Regions from separate parts of the Homo sapiens genome. Here region 2 is linked to region 1. Evidence: chromatin loops called from intact Hi-C (ENCODE). Cell type or tissue: PC-9. All regions are shown on one strand.

Evidence for each region. A loop is a pair of places that touch in the nucleus more often than their neighbours do. Peaks named below come from ENCODE experiments on the same cell type or tissue, not always from the same donor. Only the 100,000 strongest peaks of a DNase experiment are listed, where the experiment ranks them.
Region 2: it touches region 1 in a loop (13-fold over the local background); 9 of 110 quality-filtered maps call a loop at or near these places.

The regions. Positions count from the first base shown.
Region 1 is chr10:95,180,266-95,188,265 of GRCh38, forward strand. The region is part of intron 3 of LOC107984257 (a long non-coding RNA gene); the gene reads right to left. It also overlaps the pseudogene PAWRP1. Among named protein-coding and RNA genes, the nearest start is that of ACSM6, 10 kb to the right of the region's middle. RefSeq lists silencers at 3,069-3,368, 3,559-3,888, 3,909-3,958. In PC-9, CTCF peaks have their summits at 3,503 (motif pointing right) and 3,703; no DNase peak of the experiment used is centred here; H3K4me3 peaks cover 1,343 bases; H3K27ac peaks cover 484 bases.
Region 2 is chr10:94,626,626-94,634,625 of GRCh38, forward strand. No RefSeq gene overlaps it. Among named protein-coding and RNA genes, the nearest start is that of CYP2C18, 53 kb to the right of the region's middle. RefSeq lists an enhancer at 1-247. In PC-9, CTCF peaks have their summits at 3,556 (motif pointing right) and 3,762; no DNase peak of the experiment used is centred here.

The DNA of each region.
Region 1 (8,000 bases):
ACTGTGGGCCGGGGCTCACATCTGTAATCTCAGTACTTTGGAAGGCCAAGTTGGGTGGATCGCTTGAGCTCAGGAGTTCGAGACCAGGCTGGGCAACATAGCAAAACCCAGTCTCCACAAAAAAATACAAAAATTAACCAGATCTGGTTGCATACGCCTGTAGTCCCAGCTACTCGAGAGGCTGAAATCGAAGAATTACTAGAGCCCAGAAAGCAAAGGTTACAGTGAACTGAGACTGTGCCACTGCACTCCAGCACAGGTGACAGAGCCAGACCCTGTCTCAAAAAAGAAAAAAAAAAAAAGTGTGTGTGTGTATTATATATATATATATATTAGGGAATATGTTTGTAAAAATTATAAAATGGTTCTTATCTATAAAATACTGATAGGTGACAGACAATTTAAAATTTCTTACTTTCAGCTAGGCATGGTGGTTCACAATTATTTTTATTACAAAAATAAAATTTCTGTAATCTCAGCACTTTGGGAGGCTGAGGCGGGCAGATCATCTGAGGTCAGGAGTTCCAGACCAGCCTGGCCAACATGGCAAAGCCCCATCTTTACCAAAAATACAAAAAATTAGCCAGGTGTGGTGGCGCATGCCCATAATCCCAGCTACTTGGGAGGCCGAGGTGGGAGAATCACTTGAACCCGGGAGGCGGAGGTTGCAGTGAGCCAAGATCATGCCACTGCACTCCAGCCTCGGCAACAGAGTGAGATTCCGTCTTAAAAAATTAAGGAAATTTTCACTAAAATTTAAGGTTACTAAGAGTTAAAATTTTTAATTAGTACATATAATTCTATATATACAATGTGCCAAAAAATAAGGCGTTCTTGGTGAGAAAAAAATTATTAGAAAGTCATAAAAAATACATTTTATTGAGAAAAAGAATATTTTTATCGAATTTGGGGATCATTTAAAAGTTGTTTCACAGTAGCTAGAAAAGAACTAGTAAGTAGGAGACAGATGTAAAGAAAGTTATGGATATTAAGATGTAATTTTGGTAACAGAAGTCTTTCTAAAGATTGAAATTTGACATTAAAATACATTAATACAAAACAACAAAATAAGTTGGTCCCCTATGTTAGAATGACAGTTTGCTTACTGATTTGCTCTTAGTAAAATTTTAAGAGGTTTTATTTTTAATTCTAAAATCTTATTTAATAGAAGATTTAAACTAGTTCTAATTCTTCCTGAGATCTAACTAACTTCCCTAGTTTCAGATTGGAAATGCGGTGTCTTTCTTTCAGAATGGCCATTTCATTTCTAGAGGTAACATTTTTCTTTTTCAAACTTCTCAGATTTATATCCGAAATTCAACTTTCTCTGTACCACATTGCAGGTCATAAACCACTGCCTTCTGTTTTCTCCCCCTTTAAAAAGGTGTATCTTTTTGCATGGCCACAATGGTAACAGTGGTAGCTCTGTCTTTCAACATTTTTGTCAACTCCTGTAACATTTTTTCTCTGGTTCTAGTTCTGCTGTTATGGCCTGACACTGAAATGGTTAGCATGAAGGTCTGGAAAACCAATGTTTTCCTCCAACATAACTTGAATCTGTACTTTTGGCTTTTCTTCCTATGTCTAAATTGTTGTTCCATGTAACCAGGAAACTTCCCATGCTGTTACTAACAGCCATGTATTCCCTGGCTCATGGTACTAATTTCCTTGTTTACATTCCTCTAAAATACAGTGTACACTCATATCCCCGTACATACTCTTCCTGTGTCTGATTAAATTCAAGTACCCTTTTTGATTACTCAGGAAAACTAAGCTTTAAAAGGGTTCGAGTTTTCATATCCACATAACTTTCTGTATAGCTTTTAAGTCTCTGGTTAAATGACTATTCTTTTAACAGTGACCTGTGATTCTGTTTTGATCAAATGTTTTCAATCTTTGACAGGTTTCCCCAGAGTCAAAAATCCTAAATTAAGTCTTAAAATTAACTTCGGGACTGTTCAGCTGGGTCCCTGGAGAGTCTAAAGAATGGATCTCTCACCTTGTAGAGATATTAAATTATTAGATTTGGTAGACTGTATGAGCGGGCATTGTCAAATGTTGTGATACTGCATGGGAGAGCATTGTCAAATTATGTGATATTAGATCCCACTTCAGTTACATTTATAGGTATGTTATTGACACGCATGTTCCAAAAATTATATAAACTTATAAAAATTTAATGATTCATAATTTTGATTGTTACGCTAAATATTTGCTAAAGTTACATTTGTATAAATATGTTATTAATGCATTCTGAAGATTGTATGAAATTTATAAAAGCCTGGTGGTCCTGATGTGATGCTGTCAGTCATGATTCTGGTTATTGTCTTAACATGCTGCACGTAAGAGAAGTAACTAAATTTCCTTGTCAATTGGGAACTTTCATCAGATTTTCATCATAGCTATTCTGTTTCCATCATCCACAGTTCTGCTTTGAATTCGAAAAATATTTGCGATCAGCGATAGTCCAAATTTGCTTTTCATGGAAAAAACTCTTAACAGGTCCTCTTGAACACAGGTTTCTGATAACTTTCAGATCAATAAACTACCCCAGCCTTTACCACTATGCAATATAGGCATGTAAGAAACTTGTACTTATACCCTTTAAATATATTAAAACAAATGTTTTAAAAAAATAAACTAAACACAAATTCCTAGAACTCTAATAAACTTAAGGGTTCAAAAAACTGCTAAGCAAGATCAAGCAAAACAAAAAATCTATGAAATTAAGATAATATTTTTATAACTTTTATTTAAAACACTGTTGGTTGTATTCTAGATTTAAGAAAGGTTTCTCACAGATGTTATCTATAATTTACATCAGTTTGGTAAAGCACACTTGTAAACAAAGGTGGAAGCATTTGGTTTTTCTCCCTACTTGATCCCTCCAAAATTTGGAAACTATTCACAAATATTCTAATTTTCGTTTACATATCGGCTCTTTATAAGCAGGATAAAATCGGAAATATTGGTTATATTATCAAGGCTTTGACTGAAACATCATATTTAAGAATATGCATAAAATGCCCGGATTCAAGAGTTTCCAGCCTTACAGTGAGGGGAGAAAAATGTCACTTCCTGGCGGACCTGACAACCTTAGAACTTTTCGGGGAGAAGCTTGGCAGGGAGGGGACCTGGCAGCTGCTCCTGGGCAGGAACCAGAGGGCAAAGTCCGTGGCGACCCTCGGGCCTGGCGGGGACCTTACGCTTCCCGGCGTCTTTCCCTCTGCCCCGCCGGCTGCTGAGGGAGCGGCGGCCGCCCTGCGCCTGGAGGTCGTTCCCTCGCCTCCTCCGGGCCGCGGGTAGCGAGAGGCGGCGGCGGCCGGAGCCGGTGTGGGCGGCCTGAGGCGAAAGCCCGGCCGGCCCCTAGGGGAATGAAACAACCACCGGCTACCAGAGCAACAACGGCCTCCGCGGCTGCACCGCCGACTTCCCGGAGGAGCGAAGGCGCCCCGCAAAAACACGCCGCAGAGCGGAACCCGGGCCCCGCCGCCCCAGCAGGGGGCAGCAGCGACGCAGACAGGAAGCCCAGGTCCTGGGCGCTGGACACCTCGGCGGCCTCCGCGACCAATGAGCGCCACACCAACCTCCAGGCGGCGCTCCCACCGCACCTGCCGCCGCCGCCGCCCCGGGGCGAGAACTGCGCCGTCGGCCCTGCCACGCTGACCCGTGGGGCCCCGGCCGCCGCCCCAGGGTGACGAGGAGGAGCAGGACGGGGCCCCAGAGAAGGGCAAGAGCTCAGAGCTCGGGCTCCAGTGCCAGGAAAAGGCCAGGAGCAGAAGATGGAGAGATGGAGAAGCAGCAGGTGCGGAGAAGCGGCGCTCCACGGGCTGGGTCAGCATCCGCTGGCGGATCTTAGATGACTTTGAAGATGAGGAAGCAGGGCAGAAAGAGCGGAAACGAGAAGGTGCAATGACACAACGGAACCCAATGCAGAATCCAGCCCCAGGACTCAAACGCTGGCTTTAATTCCAACTCACACCCCGTGCCCCTAATCAGAGAGGATCAGGGGAGATGGAGGACCCAAGGAACCCTGGCACCTGAAGGGTGGGAATCTGAGGCCAAGACTGATTGTGGGAAATTGTGGGAATCAGGAAAGGAGGAAGTGAGGCAGAATGGGGGGACGGCGGGGGTGGGGGGATGGCGGGGAGCTGGGCTAGGAAGGATTAAAAATCAGAAGCTCAGAGGCGAGTAGATCATCTGACGTCAGGAGTTCGAGACCAGTCTGGCCAACATGGCAAAGCCCCGTCTCTAAATAAAATACAAAAAAATAGCCGGGCGTGGTGGCGCGCGCCTGTAATCCTAGCTACTAGGGTGTGCTGAGGCAGGAGAATTGCTTGAACCCGGGAGGCGGAGGTTGCAGTGAGCCGAGATGGTGCCACTGCACTCCTGCCTGGGCGACAGAGCAAGCCTTGTCTCAATAAATAAATAAATAGTTAGAACCTTAGGAAGGATCCAGAGGGGAACTGTCCTTAGGAAGGTGCATGCTGGGGATGAAGGAATTGGTTTTAAGACTCAGGAAGTGAGGGCAAGGGAGAGACGAGTGTTGGGGGTGCAGTGGGGTGCTAATGCAGCAGCCAAGCAGAAGACTGGAGGAAAACAGAGCCCTTCTCCTCCAACTCCAGCTGCTCCTCTGAGTCCCAGGCCACCTGCTCCTGTGTCTGCCAACCTACTGACATGTCTCCCAGCCCTGCTGGAATGCTGTTCCTCCTGATCTCTGCCCTGCCCCAGACCTTTCACTAACCCCACCACCCCCACTGTCCAGGTCCTACCACCCCACTGCCCCGACCATAGCCTGCCCCTATCCCAGATGCCTCTCCTTCCAGCCTCTTGCCCTAGGTGACACAAAGGGGACCTGGACATGCAGGTGAAGAGGGTGTTCTTCTGGGTCCTCCTGCTCAAGTATCCCGCTCATGCAGTTATGAGTGTGAGTAAATGTTGGATATGACACAGATTCTATTTCTCAAGCTGTTTCACACTGTGGTTTACCTAACAGTGTTTTTGTGGAATCATCTATGGGGATTTGGTCCTCCCTGCAGACCTCAGTGCAGATTTCTTGAGCAGCCTACAGGGGCTCTGGCCCCACCTGTCCACACCAAGTTCTGGGTCCTGCATGCCCTGCTTGGCCCAAATACAGCAAGGTTGACAGGATGGAAAGCTGAAAATGGTGACTTATAATATCGAAAAGTAAGGATTTCACGGCCCAGTGAAACAGAATGGAGAACCCAGAAATAAATCCTTGCATTTACAACCAACTCATTTTTGACCAAGGCACCAGGAACATACCTTGGGAAACAGATGGTCTCTTCAATAAATGGTACTGGGAAAATGAGACACGTGAAGAATAAAACTAGACTTCTATGCCTCATCATATATAAAAATCAAATCAAAATGAATTAAAAACTTACATGTAGGAAACTATGAAACTACTAGAAGAAAACATAGGGGAAATACTTTAGAACACTGGTCTAGGCAAAGATTTCCTGAGTAAGACCTCAAAAGCACGGGTAACGAATGCAAAAATTGATAAATAGAATTACATCAAGCTAAAAAGCTTCTTCACATCAATAAAAATAAAAATAAAGTGAAGAGACAACCCACAGAATGGGAGAAAAATTTTCCAAACTATTCATCCAACAAGGGATCACTAACAAGAATACGTAAGAACTCAAAAACAAAAATTCCAAATAATCCAATTTAAAAATGGGCAAAAGATTTCAATAGACATTTCCCAAGAGAAGATACACAAATGGCCAACAGTTATATGCAAACATGTTTAACATCACTAATCATCAGATAAATCCAAATCAAAACCACAATAAAATATAATTTAACCTCAATTAAAATGGCAATTGTCAAAAACTCAGAAAATAACAAATGCTGAAAAGGACACAGAGAAATGGGAGCGCTCAAACACTCTTCGTAGGAACATAAAATAGTTTATCCACTATGGAAAACTGCATGGAGGTTCCTCAAAGAACTAAAAATAGAACTATCATATGATTCAGCAATCCCACTGCTGGGTATATGCCTACAAGAAAGAAAATCAGTATGTCGAAGAGACATCTGCACTCCCAGTTTATTGCAGCACTATTCACAACAGCCAAAATATGAAATCAACCTAAGTATCAACGGATGAACGGATAAAGTGTGGTACATATATATGAAAAAAAAAGGATTTGTGAATATACTAAAAGCCATTGAATTGTATGCCTGAAATGGGGAAGTTGTATGCTATATGAGTTCTATTTCAATAAAGTTGTTTTTTAAAACATAAGGAATCTTATTTAATAATCATCATGGGCATTCTTGGAAGCCCTCTGCAAGATCCTGTTTCAAGTTCTGCAAGTTTGGGGTCCAACCTGTGTGAACCTTGTTTCCCTATGAGTACATTATTTATGTTTGTGAAAGCTTGACAGCTCCAAGAACACTAATACTTAATCGTTGGTTTTAGCACTAGTCTGTGTAACCAAATACCACCTGTACCCCCTATAACTTACGGAAAAAAAGTGAAATGTCTTTTGCACTCTGTTATTTCGAGTTTGTTGATTTTTAGCAACATCTGGGTCATCCCTTTTCTTCTTCTCTGGCAGGCTGCCCCTAGGGATTCCCTGTTCAGCCAGTTTGATGAGAGCCCTAAGAAACCCATCAGATACCAAAATAAATGGCTATATTCTGCTGGAATGTTTGTAGTGGGGGAATCACATATGACCAGGAGGTGAATTATTATTGTCATTTCCTTTGTGAAATGTGTCACTTGTCATCTCTTGATTTACCCAAGGCAGGGAGAGAGAAAGAGAAAAAGGGAGTTGATCAGACACTTCCCATTAAGATAAGTATTAATAAATTTCTTCTGATCACCATGGCCCAGATACCTATGGAGGGATCTGGAAAGGTCCAGTGTTCAGGAACAACCCTATCATTTAGGCAGTGTTAGGCCAATTGAATACTTCCAATCAAAAGAACCTATTCTGTTTCCTTTGAGTCTTTTAAAAGGGCAAATGTCTTGAAAACGTTTATTCTTAGAGTTTTGGGGGTTTTGTTGTTGGTTGTTGTTGTTGCTTCTATCTTGGCTGCATTTTTCATAGGTCATCTAACCTCTCTTTTCCTAGCATCTTTGAGCATTTGGATAAATTAAGCTGTCTTGCATTTCCCACCTCCACCCTTGCTCATGGCCGCATTCGCCTCTCAAAATTCCCCTGAGCCTTCTGAGGACTTTTTTTTTAACTTTTATTTTAGATACAGGGAGTACATGTGCAGGTTTGTTACATGGGTATACTGCAATTAAGTAGTGAGCATAGTACTCAGTAGGTCGTTTTTCAACCCACGCTCCTCTCCCTCCTTCCCCACTCTAGTACACTGTGTCTACTGTTCCCATGTTTATGTCAATGGATGCTCTATGTTTAGCTCCCACTTATAAGTGAGAAAGTGCGGTATTAGGTTTTTCTATTCCTGTATTAATTTGCTTAGGATTATGACTGAGACCAACTCTTATCCTTCACGCTGTTAAGTAGCTCTGATCTTCAAGATTAGCCAGAAGGAATCTGTACACTCTGCAAGTGTTTCAGTGGCACTTTGTTTATACTGCTTATGGGGCATTTGAGTTCATTGCCTTAAATTGCAGGTAATTTGTTATAAATTTGCCTCCTCTAGAAAGTCACAGGTTTTGTAAGGGAAAGAACTGGGTCTTGTCTGTTGACCTATCCTATAGGATATTTCCGTATTGGCAGCAGCTCATATTTCCATGTATTTTGTGCATCACTTGAGCAGAATTTGTCCCACTGAAATAATACCTACATGTCTTTTTAAATCAAATTAGTAATTCCTTGCTGAGGTTGATCTATATCAGTACAGTTAAACACTGGATAAGGGGTTCAACATAAAGATTACTTCCAATGTTGACAGTCTAAGATTCTGTAAAATTATTTGTGAGGGTGCAAGAAATGTGAAACTACCACATGTATAAGAATGTATAAGAATGGAGTGTACCACATGTGGTA
Region 2 (8,000 bases), 550 kb before region 1:
TCAGCTGGCCTTGGTTAGACTCACATCTGTGGCCAGCTGGTATTCAGTTGATTTAGACTCAATGGGGTTGAGGAGACTGCTGAGAAGGTTTTCTCATCCTTCTGCCACTAAAGAGCTAGCTCAGACACGATCTTCTCATAACAAAGGCAGAGACGCAAAAGTAAGTGAAATTGAATAAGTACTTTTCAAGCCTCTACTTGCATCCCAGCTAATTTCCCATGGCTAAAGAAAGTCACAGGGGCAAGCCCAGAATCATGGTGGGAGGACACTGCAAAGTTACATGGCAAAGTTTATGGGTACAGAGAGAAGTGAGGTGTTTATGCAAACTTCCCTCCAGAATTGTGATTCTCAAATGCAAGGAAATATAAAACCAGTTGGAGATATTTGAAATGGTCTTTGGAAGCAATGTGCATTATTTTGTTAACCCAACCTATTCTTTAATGCTTAATTTAAATATCACCTTTTTCATTAATGTTTCATGATTCTCATAATGGTTAGTATTTTCATCCTTTTCAGATTTGTCACTGAGATATGAAGCAGCATTTTGAATCACATGCAGTTATAATCATCCAAAGGGCAGTAGTTTTGTTTTGTTCTGTTTTCCTCAGCATTTTGTGAGTTATGCTGTTTTTTTTTTGTTTTTGTTTGTTTTTTTTGTCAGAGGCAAGCTTGTAGACAACAAGAAAAACATACTATAGTGATAGTCTAATGATAATTGCTACCATGTATGCATAGTGTATTGAGCTACTCTGTGTACTGTTCAAAGCACATTACTTACGCTAAATCTTTTTAATACAAATTGTTATGAGGTCTTCTGTTAAGCAAAACTTCATGTGAGAGTTCAAGTTAAACAACCAATATGCTTTTCTGCTTCAAAAATTAATGTCTATTAAATAACAGCATAAGTCATTGAACTCTTTTCTAATAGCTGCTTTTATTTTTATGTTAAGGGAATGATATGTAAACCAGAAATAAATTCTAAGTCCCCCCAACCATCTGAATGGACTTCCTTTTCAGCCAGGGCACTCTTAAAACTTAACCTGAAAGACTGGTTCAGGCCATGACGGGAAGTGGGGGTAGGACATGCCTCATTATACCTGTCCAGCATTAACATCAGCACAGACTTTAAGTCTGATAAGAAACATTTTACAACCTATTCCCTTTACTACCTGAAGGCTTCCTTTGCAAATAAGAATTTTGGTCTCCACAATCCTTTATCTTAACCCAGACATTCCTTTCTATTGATCTCAGGTCTTCAGATAAACTCAACCAATTGTCAACCAGAACATTTTTAAATCTACCTATAAGCTGGAAGCTCTGCCCCACTGCCCCCACCACTTTGAGTTGTCCTGCCTTTCTGGACCAAACCAATGTATTTCTTGAAAGTATTTGATTAAAGTCCTATGTCTCCCTAAAATATATAAAACCAAGCTGCACCCTGAACACCTTGGGAACATGTTCTTAGGACATCCTGATGGCTGTCTCACGGGGGCATGTCCCTCATATTTGGCTCAGAATTAATCTCTTCAAATAATTTACAGAGTTTGACTCTTTTCATCACCAGATATGATAAAGATTGTGCCATCTTTTGCCAGATTTTCACTGTTATTAGTTACTGCTTGGTTTTTACTTTGTTCTCTGCAACTTTGTTTTTAGATCTTTTTGCTTTAAAAGAAAATTACCTTGGAGCAATTTTTAGCTGAATAACCTATTAACTGCCTGTTTAGGCCTCCAGCTAAGGCAGTATTCTCCACCAACTGCCCCCACCCCCGCCCCATGCCCAGCACTAATAATCTCATCATTACTGTGCCTGCAAGAATCTCACTTGGGCCTGGATGGGTTTGGACCAAGGCCCAGTTAAATGGCTTCACTGGTGAGCTTGGCTTCTGAGGTGTCCTTCAGACCTTTTGTTTTCCACTGAACAATGAAGGTAAAAATTTTGTTAGTGACTTCAGTCTCTCTCTGCAGCCAGTATAAAAATTTAACTCCAAACATTGAATTATAATGTTTCATTTGGGAACAACCCTTATTTTGGAATTAGCTAACTCAAATGATTTCCTGTTACTGATAGTAGTGGTTCAATTATATACAAACATTTTATTTATTCATTATAACCGTCTCATTTATTTATTTATTTTCTTCAACTTTTAAGTTCCAGGATACATGTACAGGATGTGCAGGTTTGTTACATAGGTAAATGTGTGCTATGGTGATTTGCTACACAGAGCAATCCATCACCTAGGTATTAAGCCCAGCATCCATTAGCTATTCTTCCTAATGCTCCCCTTGCCCCCAACAGGCCCCAGTGTGTGTTGTTATCCCCGTGTGTCTATGTGTTCTCATTGTTCAGCTCCCACTTATAAGTGAGAACATGAGGTGTTTGGTTTTCTGTTCCTGTGTTATTCTGCTGAAGATAACAGCTTCCAGCTTCATCCATGTTCCTGCAGAGGACATGACCTCATTTCTTTCTATGGCTGCATAGTATTCCATGATGTATAGGTACCACATTTTCTTTATCCGATCTATCATTGATGGGCATTTGGGTTGATTCCATGTCTTTGCTATTGTGAAATGTGCTGCAATGAGCATACATGCGTGTGTATCTTTATAGTAGAATGATTTATATTCCTCTGGGTATATACCCAGTAATGGGATTGCTGGGTCAAATATTATTTCTGCTTCTAGATCTTTGAGGAATCACCAGACTGTCTTCCACAATGGTTGAACTAATTTACACTCCCACCAACAGTGTAAAAGTGTTCTTTTTTCTCTGCAACCTCACCAGCATCTGTTGTTTTTTGACTTTTTAGTAACTGCCATTCTGACTGGTGTGAGGTGCTATCTCATTGTGGTTTTGATATGCATTTCTCTAATGATCGGTGATGCTGAGCTTTTTTTCATATGTTTGTTGGCCACATGAATGTCTTCTTTTGAGAAGTGTCTGTTCATGTCCTTTGCCCACTTTTTAATGGGGTTGTTTATTTTTTTCTTGTAAATTTGTTTAAATCTTTTGTAGACTCTGGATATTAGACTTATGTTAGATGGATAGATAGCAAAATTTTCTCCCATTCTGTAGGTTGTCTGTTCACTCTGATGATAGTTTCTTTTGCTGTGCAGAAGCTCCTTAATTTAGTTAGGTCCCATTTGTCAGTTTTTGTCTTTGTTGAAATTGCTTTTGGTATTTTCTTCATAAAGTATTTGCCTGTGCCAATGACCTAGATTTTCTTCTAGAATTTTTATAGTTTTGGGTTTTACATTTAAATCTTTAAGTGATCTTCAGTTAATTTTTGTGTAAAGTGTAAGAAAGGGGTCCAGTTTCAATTTTCTGCATATGATTAGCCAGTTGTCCCAGTACCATTTATTAGTGAATCCTGTCTCCATTGCTTGTTTTTGTCAGGTTCGTCGAAGATCAGATCATAACTATCTCATTTAATAGGCAACACTTTTCTTTCCCTCAAGTAAGTTGACATGAAATCATAGGAGGTCCTCTACTTGCAAGCTGGAGAACAATCTCAAAATTTAGTAATACTGTATCCTGAAAACAGTTATATGTGGCAATATACTAAATTACCACGAGGTGGCATAATTTCCTCATTAAAACTGACTTTCAGGGTTCTAAATTGGATTTCCTCTAGTCTTTTGACTTTACAGGGCAAGATTTCAATTTTATTTATTTTGTTACTCCTGTGGAAAAGAGAAAGAACAACAATTTACTAACTTCTGTACCTGTAACAGCAAGGGAAAATATTAAATTCTTCTATTACATATACATTTTAAATTTTATATATTTAAGGTGTACAACATAATGTTTTCATATACATGTTCATAGTGAAATGATTTCCGCCAAGCAAATTAACAGATTCATCTCACATGGTTACTTTTTTTTTGGACAAGGTCTAGCTCTGTCTCAGGCTGGAGTGCAGTGGCCTGATCATGGTTCATGGCAACTTCTTATCTCCTGGGCTCAAGTGATCCTCCCACCTCAGCCTACCAAGTAGTTAGAACTACAAGCATGTCTATGCTTGCTATTTTTTTAAAATTTATTTTTTGTACAGATGAGGGTCTCACTAGGTTGCCAGGCTGGTCTCGAACTCATGGACTCAAGCAATCCTCCTGCCTCAGCCTCCCAAAGTACTGGAATTAGAGGAGTGAACCACTACACCTAGCCAGTTACATTTGTTTGTATGTGGTAAAGTACCTAAAAGCTACTCTTTTTGCTAATTTCTGGTATACAATACAATATGTATTATTAACTGTATTCCTCATGCTGTGCTTTATATCTCTAGGGCTATTTATCTTACATAACTGAAATTCTGTACTTTTTGACCTCCATTTCTCCATCTCCCTCTCGCTCACCTTTGGCAGCCACCTTTCTACTATTTCTATGTATTCGAGTTTTTTTTTTTTAAGTTTCCATGTATAAGTGAAATCGTGCAGTATTTTCTATCTGTGTCTGATTTATTTCATTCACTATTCACTTAGCATAATGTCCTCTAGGTTTATCCATGTTGTGGCAAATGGCAGGATTTCCTTCTTTTTAAATAATTTGTTTTTATTATGTATTATTTTTAATTGTATTATTTTAGTATATTTTTATTTACAAATATATATTATGTTGATATTATAAACATAATATATAGTAAATATATATTTATGATATATATAATAGAATAATGTATATAAGAAAATATATAATATATAAATATATTTATTCATACATAAATATTTATATTTAGTATATTAGTATTATTATTTTTTATGAATTTCCTTCTTTGTTAAGGTTGAATAATATACATCCATATTGTGGCTATTGTGATTAATGCTGTGATGAGCATGGGTGCACTTTGGCTCTGTGTCCCCACCCAAATCTCATGTCAAATTGTAATCTCCAGTGTTGGAGGAGGGGCCTGGTGGGTGGTGATTAAATCATGGAGGCTGACTTCGCCCTTGCTGTTCTTATTTGGTGAGTGAGTTCTCATGAGATCTCATTGTCGTAAAAGTGTGGAGCACCTCCCCCATCTCTTTTTCTGTCTCCTGCTCCACAGTGTGAAGATGTGCTTGCTTCCCCTTCTGCTGTGATTGTGTTTCCTGAGGCCTCCCAGCCAAGCTTCCTGTACAGCCTGCGGAACTATGAGTTAACTTAACCTCTTTTCTTCATAAATTACCCAGTCTCAGGTAGTTCTTTTTTTTTTTTTTTTTTTTTTTGAGATAGAGTCTCACTGTGTCACCCAGGCTGGAATGCAGTGGTGCAATCTCGGCTCACTGCAACCTCTGACTACCAGGTTCAAGTGATTCTCCTGCCTCAGCCTCCCAAGTAGCTGGGACTACCAGTGCCCGCCACCATGCCTGGCTAATTTTTGTATTTTTAGTAGAGATGAGGTTTCACTATGTTGGCCCTGGTGGTCTTGAACTCCTGACCTTGTAATACGCCTGCCTCGGCCTCCCAAAGTGCTGGGATTACAGGCGTGAGCCACCACACCTGGCCTCAGGTAGTTCTTTATGGCAATGTGAGGACAGACTAACATAGAAAATTGATACCAGAGAAGTGGGGCATTGCTACAAAGATACCTGAAAATGTGGAAGCAGCTTCAGAAGTGGGTAATGAACAGAATTTGGAACAGTTTGGCAGGCTTAGAAGAAGGCAGGAAGATGAAGGAAAGTTTGGACCATTCTAGAGACTTGTTGAATGGTTGTGACCAAAATGCTGATAGTGATATGGAAAATGAAGTTCAGGCTGAGGAGGTCTCAGCTGGAGATGAGGAACTTATTAGGAGCTGGAGATAAGAAGATTCTAAGCAGGAAAGCATTCAAGAAGGGACCTGGCTGCTTCTAACAGCATACACTCATATGCATGCCCAAAGAGATTATCTGAAACTGGAATATATATATATGTGTGTGTATATATATGTGTGTGTGTGTGTGTATATGTGTGTGTCTGTGTGTGTGTATATATGACACACACATATACACACACACACACACACATATATATATACATATATATATTTTTTGAGATGGAGTCTCTCTCTGTCAACCAGGCTGGAGTGCAGTGGTGCCATCTTGGCTCACTGCAACCTCCACCTCCCTGGTTCAAACAATTCCCCTGCCTCAGCCTCCTGAGTAGCTGGGATTACAGGTGTAGGCCACCACTTCTGGCTTATTTTTTTTATAATTTTAGTAGAGACAGGGTTTCACCATGTTGGCCAGACTGTTCTCAAACTCCTGACCTTAGGCAATCTGCCCACCTTGGCCTCCCATTGTGCTGGGCTTATAGGTGTGAGCCACCACACCCAGACTGGAACTCATATTTAAAAAGGAAGCAGAGCATAGATGTTCGGAAAATTTGCAGCCTGATCATATGGTAGAAATTTCTGGGGAGGAATTCAAGCCTGTTGCAGAAACTTGCATAAGTAAAGAGGAGCCAAATGATAATAGCCAAGACAATGGGGAAAATGCCTCCAAGGCATTTCAGAGACCTTCACAGCAGCCCCTCCCATTACAGGCCTAGAGGTCTAGGAGGGAAAAATGATTTTGTAGACCAGGGCTTCACTGCTCTGTGCAGCTTTGGGACATCTCAGGACAGTGCCATGCATCTTGGTGACTCCAGCTCCAGCTGTGGCTAAAAGGGGCCAAAGTACAGCTCAGGCCATTGCTTCAGAGGGTGCAAGTCCCAAACCTTGGCAGCCTCCATGTGGTGTTAAGTCTGTGGGTTGGCTGAGGGCAAGAATTGAAGCTTGGGAGCCTCTGCCTGGATTTCAGAGGATGTATGGAAATGCCTGGATTTCCAGGCAGAAGTCTGCTGCAGGGGTGGAGTCTTCATGGGGAACCTCTACTAGGGAAGGGTGGAGGGGAAATGTGGGGTTGGAGCCTTCACAAAGAGTTTCCACTGGGGCTGCCTAGTGGAGCTGTGAGAAAAGGGCCTCTGTTCTCCAGACCCCAGAATGGTAGATCCACTGACAGCTTGCCCCATGCACCTGGAAAAGCTGCAGGCACTCAGTGCCAGCCATGAAAGCAGCCAAGGGGGCTGTACCATGCAAAGCTACAGAGGCAGAGCTGCCTAGGGCCTTGGGAGCCCACCCCCTGTGTCAGTGTGGCCTGGATGTGAGACATGGAGTCAAAGGAGATTATTTTGGAGCTTTAAGATTTAATGACTGCCCTGCTGGGTTTTGGACTTGCATGGGACCTGTAGCCCCTTTGTTTTGGCTGATTTCTCCCTTTTGGAATGGGAGCATTTATCCAGTGCCTGTATCCCCATTATGTCTTGGAAGTAACTAATTTGTTTTTGATTTTACAGGCTCATAGGTGGAAGGGACTTGCCTTGTCTCAGATGATGCTTTGGACTTGGACCTTTGAGTTAATGCTGGAATGAGTTAACATTTTGGGGGACTGTTGGGAAGGCATGATTGTGTTTTGAAATGTGAGAAGGACATGAGATTTGGGAGGGGCTAGAGGCAGAATGAAATTATTTGGCTCTGTGGCCCCACCCAAATCTCATGTTGAATTGTAATCTACAGTGTTGCAGGAGGGGTCTGGTGGGAGGTGATTGAATCTTGGGGGCAGCCTTACTGCATGCTGTTCTCATGATAGTGAGTGAGTTCTCATGAGATCTGGTTGTTGCAAAAGTGTGTAGCACTTCCTCCAGCTGTTGCTTTATCTCCTGCTCTACCATGTGAAAATGTGCCTGCTTCCCCTTCCACCATGATTGTAAGTTTTCTTATTTATTTATTTATTTATTATACTTTAAGTTCTAAGGTACATGTGCACAACATGCAGGTTTGTTACATAGGTATACATATGCCATGTTGGTTTGCTGCACCCATTAACTTGTCATTTACATTAAGGTATTTCTCCTAATGCTATCCTTCCCCCTGCTTTCCATGCCAAGACAGGCCCAAGGATGTGATGTTTCCCACCCTATGTCCAAGTGTTCTCATTGTTCAATTCCCACCTATGAGTGAGAACATGCAGTGTTTGGTTTTCTGTCCTTGTGATAGTTTGCT